2 separate regions of the Homo sapiens genome follow, and region 2 is linked to region 1. Evidence: read pairs that join two places in POLR2A ChIA-PET (ENCODE). Cell type or tissue: Caco-2. All regions are shown on one strand. Each heading gives the region's core, and the rest is flanking DNA. Links, peaks and the distances in the headings are about the cores only. Region 1 has its middle 16 kb from the start of FZD5. Region 2 has its middle 18 kb from the start of C2orf80.

Region 1 (4,399 bases), core at 94-4,093:
TTGCCTGAGCTCAGGAGGCTGAGGCTGCAGGGAGCCAAGATCGTGCCACTGCACTGCAGCCTGAGTGACAAAGTGAGACCCTGTCTCAAAAATAAATAAAATAAAATACTATACTCAAATAAAAGGGGCAGATCTGTTGAGTCGTGAATTGAAGAATTTTGAAGAAAATGTTTGATTAAAGCTGAAAGGTAGTCTTGAAGCCCAGATATAAAATAGTCTCACTTCCCCAGAGATCAAAGACATTGCCCTGAAAGTGTGGGCTACATGAATGAGTACGAGAGAGAAGAGTGACCCTGAAAATGGCTTCTAGAAGGCACCTTCCTGACAGCTCTTCCCTTCCCATGGAATAAAGCAAAGCTGGGGACAGTGATGAAGTGTTTGGTCAGGTGGGGAGATAATAGGCCCAACTAGCAGTCAGATGCCTGTCTGAGCTCCCTCCTTAGTTACCTTTAGCTTGTCTTGGTCACTCAATATCTGACCTTGGACGAATCACCTATCTTATGGACAAGTGGATGAAATAGGATTCATTTATTCATTCCATTCTGATTACATGATCCCCTCCAGAAACTATTCCGGACTCTGGGGATGAGATGGTGAACACGTGGTTCCTGAGCTGGCTACCAACTCAGGCTAGACAGACTTCTCACATATTGTCATTCATATCAAAATATATAATACTAGGCCAGGCGTGGTGGCTCACGCCTGTAATCCCCCAACTTAGAGAGGCTGAGGTGAGAGGATTGCTTGAGCCCAGGAGTTTGAGATCAGCCCCTGGGCAACACTGGGAGATCCTGTCTCTACAAAAACTTAGCCAGGCATGGTAGCATGCACATGCAGTCCCAGGTACTTAGGAGGCTGAGGTGGGAGGATTGCTTGAGCCCAGGAGCTATGATTGTTCAACTACACTCCAGCCTGGGCAAACAAACAAACACACACACACACACACACACACACACCCATATATACATACATATATATATATATACACACACACACACACACACCCTCATATATACATACATATATATATATATATACACACACACACACACACACACACACACACATATGACTAGATCCTTTTTCAGAGGGGAAAATTATAGCTCAGAGAGATTAAGTGGCTTGTCCAAAGTCACATGCTTTATACGAGAAAGATAAAAAATTAAGTTTTTTTACCCTAAAATTTATGTCGTTTCTATTGAACTATGTCAGAGGCAGAGCCTGGAATGAGCAAGGCGGGTTGGGGGCAAAGAGGTCCACTTTGGTGGGACCAAGGAGACAGATGTAGAGAGTGACTCAGTGATAAGATTAAAAGGGTAGATGGGGCAACACTAGAGAGGGCTTTGGATGCCAAGATAATGATCTGGAATTTTGTTTAAGTGTTTGAGTGAGAGGCAGCATGCACAAAACTTTGTGTTGGGAGTGTAATCTAGCCATCCTAGGCTAAGCGGATTGTTGCAGAGGAGGTCTTCAGTTTAGGAGATTCCTGGAAACCATGATAGAAGCCCAGGAATGAAGTGAAGAGGCCCAAGCTAGGCTGGTGGGTGCAAAGGTAGAGAAAGACAGGCAGACATGAAGCCATCATTCCTCAGCCTACTCTGCCTGGACACGACTTTGACATTCCATAACACGCCTCCCTCCCTGGCAAGTCATAATTATCGTGACAGTTATCATCTCCAGTTTTGCAGGTGCATAATGCTGTGATTGTGCAAGATCTTGAGGGTCAAAGATCATCAGGTTCTACTTCCGTCTCTGGTTCTCTGTTCCCAGATTGTCACAGATTGAAAACTGATGGGGGCCATGTCTTCCAACAGAGATTCAGAACTGCACCCAGCCTGCTGGCTGTGTCCACCGAGAAATCAGAAACATAAATCCACTTCCTGAAAGCAAAGACTAAAGGGTAAAAGCAGTTCTTAAAAGTTATTTTTCTAGTATTCAAAATTCCAGAATTTTGATTGATTCTTTCATTAAAAGGGGGATAATTGGCCAGACGCGGTGGCTCAAGCCTGTAATCCCAGCACTTTGGAAGGCCAAGGCAGGTGGATCACGACGCCAGGAGTTCTAGACCAGCCTGGCCAATATGGTGAAGCCCCGTCTATACTAAAAATACAAAAATTAGCCGGGCGTGGTGGCACGCTCCTAGTCCCAGCTACTTGGGAGGCTGAGGCAGAAGAATCACTTGAACCTGGGAGACAGAGGTTGCAGTGAGCTGAGGTCGCACCACTGTACTCCAGCCTGGGCAACAGAGCAAGACTCCGTCTCAAAAAAAAAAGGGGGGGGGATTATTAAACTAATATGCAACTGTTAAAAAAATTGAGTATGAATGCTATTATGTAAAAAGGCCTATCCTCTATTGTTACGTGATAAAAGCAAGTAAAAACAATGTCATGTGCACTGCTTCTGCTAAAAGCATTATTTAACATCGTTTAAATATGAAGCCTGGGAGGCCATTCTCCAGGTCTGGGACAGGGTCGTGGAGAAGGGGACAGAATGGAAAAGCCAGTTTTTGCTTCTGCATTGTTATAGTAGTTTATAAGCAGGTTACGTTCCTAATGGAAAGGTTTTTTTAAAGCATTCAGAACATCCCAGAGCAGGTAACCCTCATACTGCCTTTCTCAAGCTCAAGACTACTTTAGGAAAATAGACAGAAATGCTGCTTAGGAAAATGCAGGCAGGGAGAGCAATAGTAAAGCCCTTCCTTGATTCTATGGACTTCTCCGGGCTAACTCCCCAACATACTGTAGTGTGGTTAAGAGCATGGACTTGTAAATTAGCTGGTCATGGTGGTGAGTACCTGTAATCCCAACTACTTGGGAGGCTGAGGCAGGAGAATCACTCTTGAACCCGGAAGTTGGAGACTGTAGTGAGCCGAGATCATGCCACTGCACACCAGCCTGGGTGATAGAGCAAGACTCTGCCCTCAGAAAAAAAAAAAGGAGCATGGACTTGTTTGGTTGAGCAAGTTACTTAATGTCTCTGGGCTTCAATTTCCTCAACCGTAAAATGGGCATGTTGTGATTAAGAGAGGTAAGATTAAATTAAATTAAATTAAATTAAATTACAATAAACATTAAGTTTGACATACTCATACAAGGATGTAATCTGTAGCCACAGAGTGATATTCACTAGCATGGAAAGATGTACAAAATACATTGTTGGTGAAAACAGCAAGTTATCAAACAGTATTTATAGACTAATCTCATTAAAATTATACACGGAATTCATTTTAAAAAATATTTTCTGAATTTTTGCAATGAGCATGTGTTACATTTAAAATCATAAAAGCCAATAAAGCTATTTTGATCTCGAAGAAAAAGATAAATATTTAAAATGTCACTTTGCGCACAGTGTCCAACACCCAGTTAAGCTTTCAATAATTACTGGCTATTACCGTTATTATCTACTTAACATATCAAACGCCTAAGTGACCTTCTACTTTCCCTTGACTCTTTAGATTTTTATTTACTTACCCATCTGTTAGAATGTGCACCCTATGAGGGCAGATTTTTTCAAGTTCTTTTAATTGTTTTTCTCCCCTGTTGACAAAAAGAATACATTCTTTCGGGAAAAAAGAAAAAAAAAAGAAATGTAAGAATCTGCCCTAATCTCAATCTCCAAAGATAATCATTGTAGATTATCTAAACACTGTTGGGCAACACTGAGAGCTTTTTCCTGTAAAGGGCTAGATAGTTAATATTTTTGGCTTTGTGGCCACACCATCTCTGTTGCAACCACTCAATTTTGCCCTTACAGCAGAAAAGCAATGTTAAGGAAAAATTATTCATGACTTTTTTTTTTTTTTTTGAGACAGAGTCTTCCTCTGTCACCCAGGCTGGAGTGCAGTGGCATGACCACGGCTCACTGCAGCCCCAACCTCCTGACTCAAGCAATCCTTCCACCTCGGCCTCCATCATAGTTGAGACTACAGTCTTGCACTACCATGGCCTGATAATTTTTTAATTTTTTGTAGAGACAGGTTCTCATTATATTGCTCAGGCTGGTTTTGAACTCCTGGGCTCAAATGAGCCTCCCTCCTTGACCTCCCAAAGTACTGGGATTACAGGTGTGAGCCACCAGACCTGGCTCACAACACTTGTTAAATATGGGAAGGGAGACTTTACTTAGGAGGCAACTATCACTGTAGGAATAGGGACCACCACAGTGGGGTCTTGCAGTGGGCTCAACTCCCGCAAGGGTAAGTGGAGATTTACAGCCAAGGAGCAGGCTTGGTGGCAGTGGATGGAAAATTACTCAGACGAAACATCAGGTGTAAGGGGGCTTCTTGCTAGACAAATTCAGTAGAATTCTTGTTGAAGGGAGACCAGGGTGATAAAGATATTGAGGGTGGGGGATGTTCACTAAACTAACGTAGTGGGATCTTGCTCCAAGTAGATTCTAC
Region 2 (4,399 bases), core at 235-4,234, 420 kb after region 1:
AGTTGTTTAACCTTTTTGTGCGTCAATTTCCCATTTGCAAAAGGAGAATCTTAATAGTATCAGCCTCATGAAACTGTTACAAAAACTACGTGGGTTTATTCATGTGTACAACTTAAAACAGTACGTAGGTTTGCAGCGGCAGGGTCTGGAAAAGGGGTGGCAGGTGCCACATCCAGCCATGAAGGTGGCAAATGGAAGCCCCTGAAACAGCTCAAGAAGCAGGCCAAGGAGATGGACGAGGAAGATGGGGCTCTCTAGCAGACACACAAGGAGGGCAGCAGAAACTGGAGATGCTGAAAGCGAGGCCGTGGCGAAGGGCCTCTGGACGCAGTGGAGTTAGGAATCCTGACACAAAGCAAGCTGCTCCTTGTGCCTGAGGCAAGGGTGGCCCTTGATCCATTCCTAGTTAAACACTTGGATTCCCTGCCATAGCACATTTTGCCACCTATAGCTGGAATGAGGTGTTGTCTTGAAGCTTGTTGTACATTTAGAAATAATCTTTCATAAAAAACAAAAATAAAAAATACTGTGCCTCATTGGATCTTTGTTTTTCCTCAGCCTTAGCTGTGAATTTAAAGTCAGCCCAGCCCAGCATCCTGCCAGAGCTTGCTCTTTGGTCTTAGTCTGACTGAATTCTGTATCATCTGGAAATAAACTAGCTCATTTGAAAGACCAAAAAAAGGCCGGGCGCGGTGGCTCACGCCTGTAATCCCAGCACTTTGGGAGGCCGAGGTGGCCGGATCACAAGGTCAGGAGATGAGACCATCCTGGCTAACACGGTGAAACCCCGTCTCTACTAAAAATACAAAAAATTAGCCGGGCGTAGCGGCGGGCGCCTGTAGTCCCAGCTACTCGGGAGGCTGAGGCAGAAGAATGGCGTGAACCTGGGAGGCGGAGCTTGCAGTGAGCCGAGATGGCACCACTGCACTCCAGCCTGGGCGACAGAGCCAAACTCCGTCTCAAAACAAACAAACAAGCAAACAAAAAAATACATGGCACATCAAAAGTACTCATTAAATGACTTTTTTTTGAGACACAGCAAGACTCTGTCACCCACGTTGAAGTGCAGTGGTGCAATCTCAGCTCACTGCACCTTCGACTTCCTTGGCTCAAGCGATCCTCTCACCTCAGCCCTCCTGAGTAGCTGGGATTATAGGCAAGTCCCACCACGCCCGGCTAATTTTATTTATTTTTTGTAGAGGCAAGGTCTCACTATGTTGGCCAGGCTGGTCTTGAACTCCTGGACTCAAGCAATCCTCTTGCCTCAGCCTCCCAAAGTGCTGGGATTACAGGCATTAACCACCACACCCGGCCAATGGATGTTATTCATAATATTTTAACCAAAATAATACTATGCTGTTCTGTAGCCCCTTCTCCACCTTTTCTTCAGTCAACCACACATCATGAATATCTTTCCATGTCTGCAAATACACTCCTATCCCATTACAATTAAAGCCTGACAAGCGTTTCACTGTGTAAAGCTTCCACAACGAATCTGCCAATCCCTTATTGCCCCCTCTTTAAACAGATATCTTGGAATTCAGGGAAAGAAGGTGGAATATGTACAAGCTTGTTAACTTCTTCCAAGTATTGATAAAAAAAAAAAAAAAACTAAAAAATAAATAAAAATAGGGTAGGTTTTATGAGCCTTGAAACCAGGAAATAGTGCCAGCCCCGTTTCATAAACTCAGAACAATATTTCCCAATACAGCTTGACTCAAATGAGAGAAAGTGTCCATAATTCCCTTTAACACACTGTTCTCGGTACTTGATAAAAAATAACATAGAAGTTTTTCCATGCTACCTAAGAGGGATCTATATGGTGCTGTTCCTTATTCTCGTCATAACTTAAAGGGAAACTTTCACAATGTCCAGAGCCCTTTATGTCCTGCAAATGAAAGAGAAGGATGTCCTCAAATTTCTTGCAGCAGGAACCCACTAAGGTGGCACCAACCTTGACTTCCAAATGGAACAGTACATTACAAAAGGAAAAGTGACCATCATCAATCTGAAGAGGACCCGGGAGAAGTTTCTGCTGGCAGCTCGTGCCATTGAAAACCCCTCTGAGGTCAATGTCATGTCCTCTAGGAACACTGGCCAGGGGGCTGTGCTGAAGGTTGCTGCTGTCATGGGAGCCACTCTTATTGCTGGTAGCTTCACTCCTAGAACCTTCACTCACCAGATCCGGTCAGCCTTTTGGGAGTGTCTGCTGATGGTTACTGATTCCAGGGCTGACCACCAGCCTCTCGCAAAGGCATCTTGTGTTAACCTGCCCACCATTGCCTTGTGTCCTCTGCACTGTGTGGACATGGCCATCCCATACAACAACAAGAGAGCTTGCTAGTGGTTCCAAAGTGGTGGACGCTGGCCTGGGAATTTCTTTGCACACGTAGCACTTTCTCCCATGAACACCCATAGGAGGTCATGCCTGATCTCTCTTTCTAGAGATCCTGGAGAGATTGAAAAAGAAGAGCAGGCCACAGCTGGAAAAGCTGAGACCCAGGAGGAATTTCAGGGTGAATGGACTGCTCCAACTCCTGAGTTCGCTGCTACTGAGCCTGAGGTTGCAGACTGGCCTGAAGTTGCGCAGGTGCCCTCTGGGCCTATTCAGCAGGTCCCCACTGAAGACTGGAGCACTCAGCCTGCCGCTGAAACTGGTCTGCAGCTCCCGTGCTCAGGCCAGTGAACGGGTAGGAACAACCACTGAGTGATCTTAAACTGTTCTTCCACAGGCTCTTAAGCAACATGGAAATAAGGCTGATGGAAAATAAACATCAATTTCTTAAAAAAAAAAAGTTGAAGAAAGGCTCTAAAAGGATCTGAGCAGTGAAATAAATTAGGTTGACCTCAGTGCTCTCATAACTTTTTATAACATCTTCCATCTTGGTAAACTCAACCATCTTATTTTTAAAAAATATTTACATTATGGAAATAAGGTTTTTACAGTGCTCCCCCAAATAAAATTACAATATAACATAGAATATGTTGTTATCAAACAATACATCTCACCTCTCTTTCACTGCTGCCATGCTCTCTTTACTCTGTACTTTTAGTTGAGAATCACAATCTTTTTTTTTTTTTCGAGATAGTCTCGCTCTGTCGCCAGGCTGGAGTGCAGTCGCGCGATCTTGGCTCACTGCAACCTCCACCTCCCGGGTTCACGCCATTCTCCTGCCTCAGCCTCCCAAGTAGCTGGGACTACAGGTGCCCACCACCATGCCAGGCTAATTTTTGTATTTTTGGTAGAGACACGGTTTCACCATGTTGGCCAGGATGGTCTCTATCTCTTGACCTCGTGATCTGCCCGTCTCTGCTTCCCAAAGTGCTGGGATTACAGGCGTGAGCCACTGCGCCCAGCACAATCTTATTAATAGTTGTGTACGGAGCCCTGCAAGCAGAGCACACACCTCCTTCACCAACTCCATGGAACATTTCATGAAATTAATCTCAGAATCATGGTGTCAGAAAGAAGAGTCTTATTTTGTCACTTCAGTTAGATCATTAGTCACTAGGCACTTCCCTCTCCCCTTCCTGCTCAGGATCTAGTTTAACTGTTAGCTGTAAGTAGACTAGATAGAAGGTTTCAGAAACATACTAAGACTTCTGAGTTAGGCTTCATATTTAAGTGTTACCTCTGCCACAGAAGGCTGGGGACAGAGTTTATAATAGAGTTTCAATAATAATGATGAGCAATATTAATTTTCTGGTTCTTTTTATTAATATGAAATTCTTTATTTGGATCAACAGATAAATGATTATCAACAAAACAGTTTTCATTATGAGTGTAATTTTACTTCGACGAGCACGCTATAGACCTTTGGAACTATTCTAATGTAGAAAATGTATAGGTGTGATATAGAAAATACATTATCTATGTTGGCGTTGAAAAAGGTGGTCTGTTACTTATTCTCATTATGTTTTCCATATGTTCTTTTGCAAGCATAAACATAAAATGTATGTAATTTCAAAATCATTTAAATATGCAATTTTTATTTCTCCATGCAACCTCCAATTTCAGGTGTTGTTTTTCAATTTATTTATTTATTTATTTAGAGACAGAGTCTCACTCTGTCGCCCAGGCTGGAGAGCAATGGTGCGACCTCGGCTCACTGCAACTTCCGCCTCCTGGGTTCAAGCAATTCTCCTGCCTCAGCCTCCCAAGTAGCTGGGATTACAGGCACCCACCACCATGCCCAGCTAATTTTTTGTATTTTTAGTAGAGACAATAGAATCTCATCTTTACCACTTTCCATCTGTGGCAGATTATATTTTCTGAGATGACACAACAGTTCTCCTCAGGCTCTTCTTAAAAAGTGACATTGGCACTACTCTCATCAAGGTTGGGCAGGGGGTTCGTCCCCTCTCCTTGAATCTGGACAAGCCAGTAATTATAGTAGAA

Evidence for each region. Peaks named below come from ENCODE experiments on the same cell type or tissue, not always from the same donor. Only the 100,000 strongest peaks of a DNase experiment are listed, where the experiment ranks them.
Region 2: POLR2A ChIA-PET joins it to region 1 with 5 read pairs; 2 of 35 experiments call an interaction of 5 or more read pairs at or near these places.

Annotation. Positions count from the first base shown.
Region 1 is chr2:207,783,471-207,787,869 of GRCh38, forward strand. No RefSeq gene overlaps it. Among named protein-coding and RNA genes, the nearest start is that of FZD5, 16 kb to the left of the region's middle. RefSeq lists an enhancer at 1-10. In Caco-2, for the core only: no CTCF peak of the experiment used is centred there; a DNase peak (open chromatin) is centred at 1,641.
Region 2 is chr2:208,206,268-208,210,666 of GRCh38, forward strand. It overlaps the pseudogene RPSAP27. Among named protein-coding and RNA genes, the nearest start is that of C2orf80, 18 kb to the left of the region's middle. In Caco-2, for the core only: no CTCF peak of the experiment used is centred there; no DNase peak of the experiment used is centred there.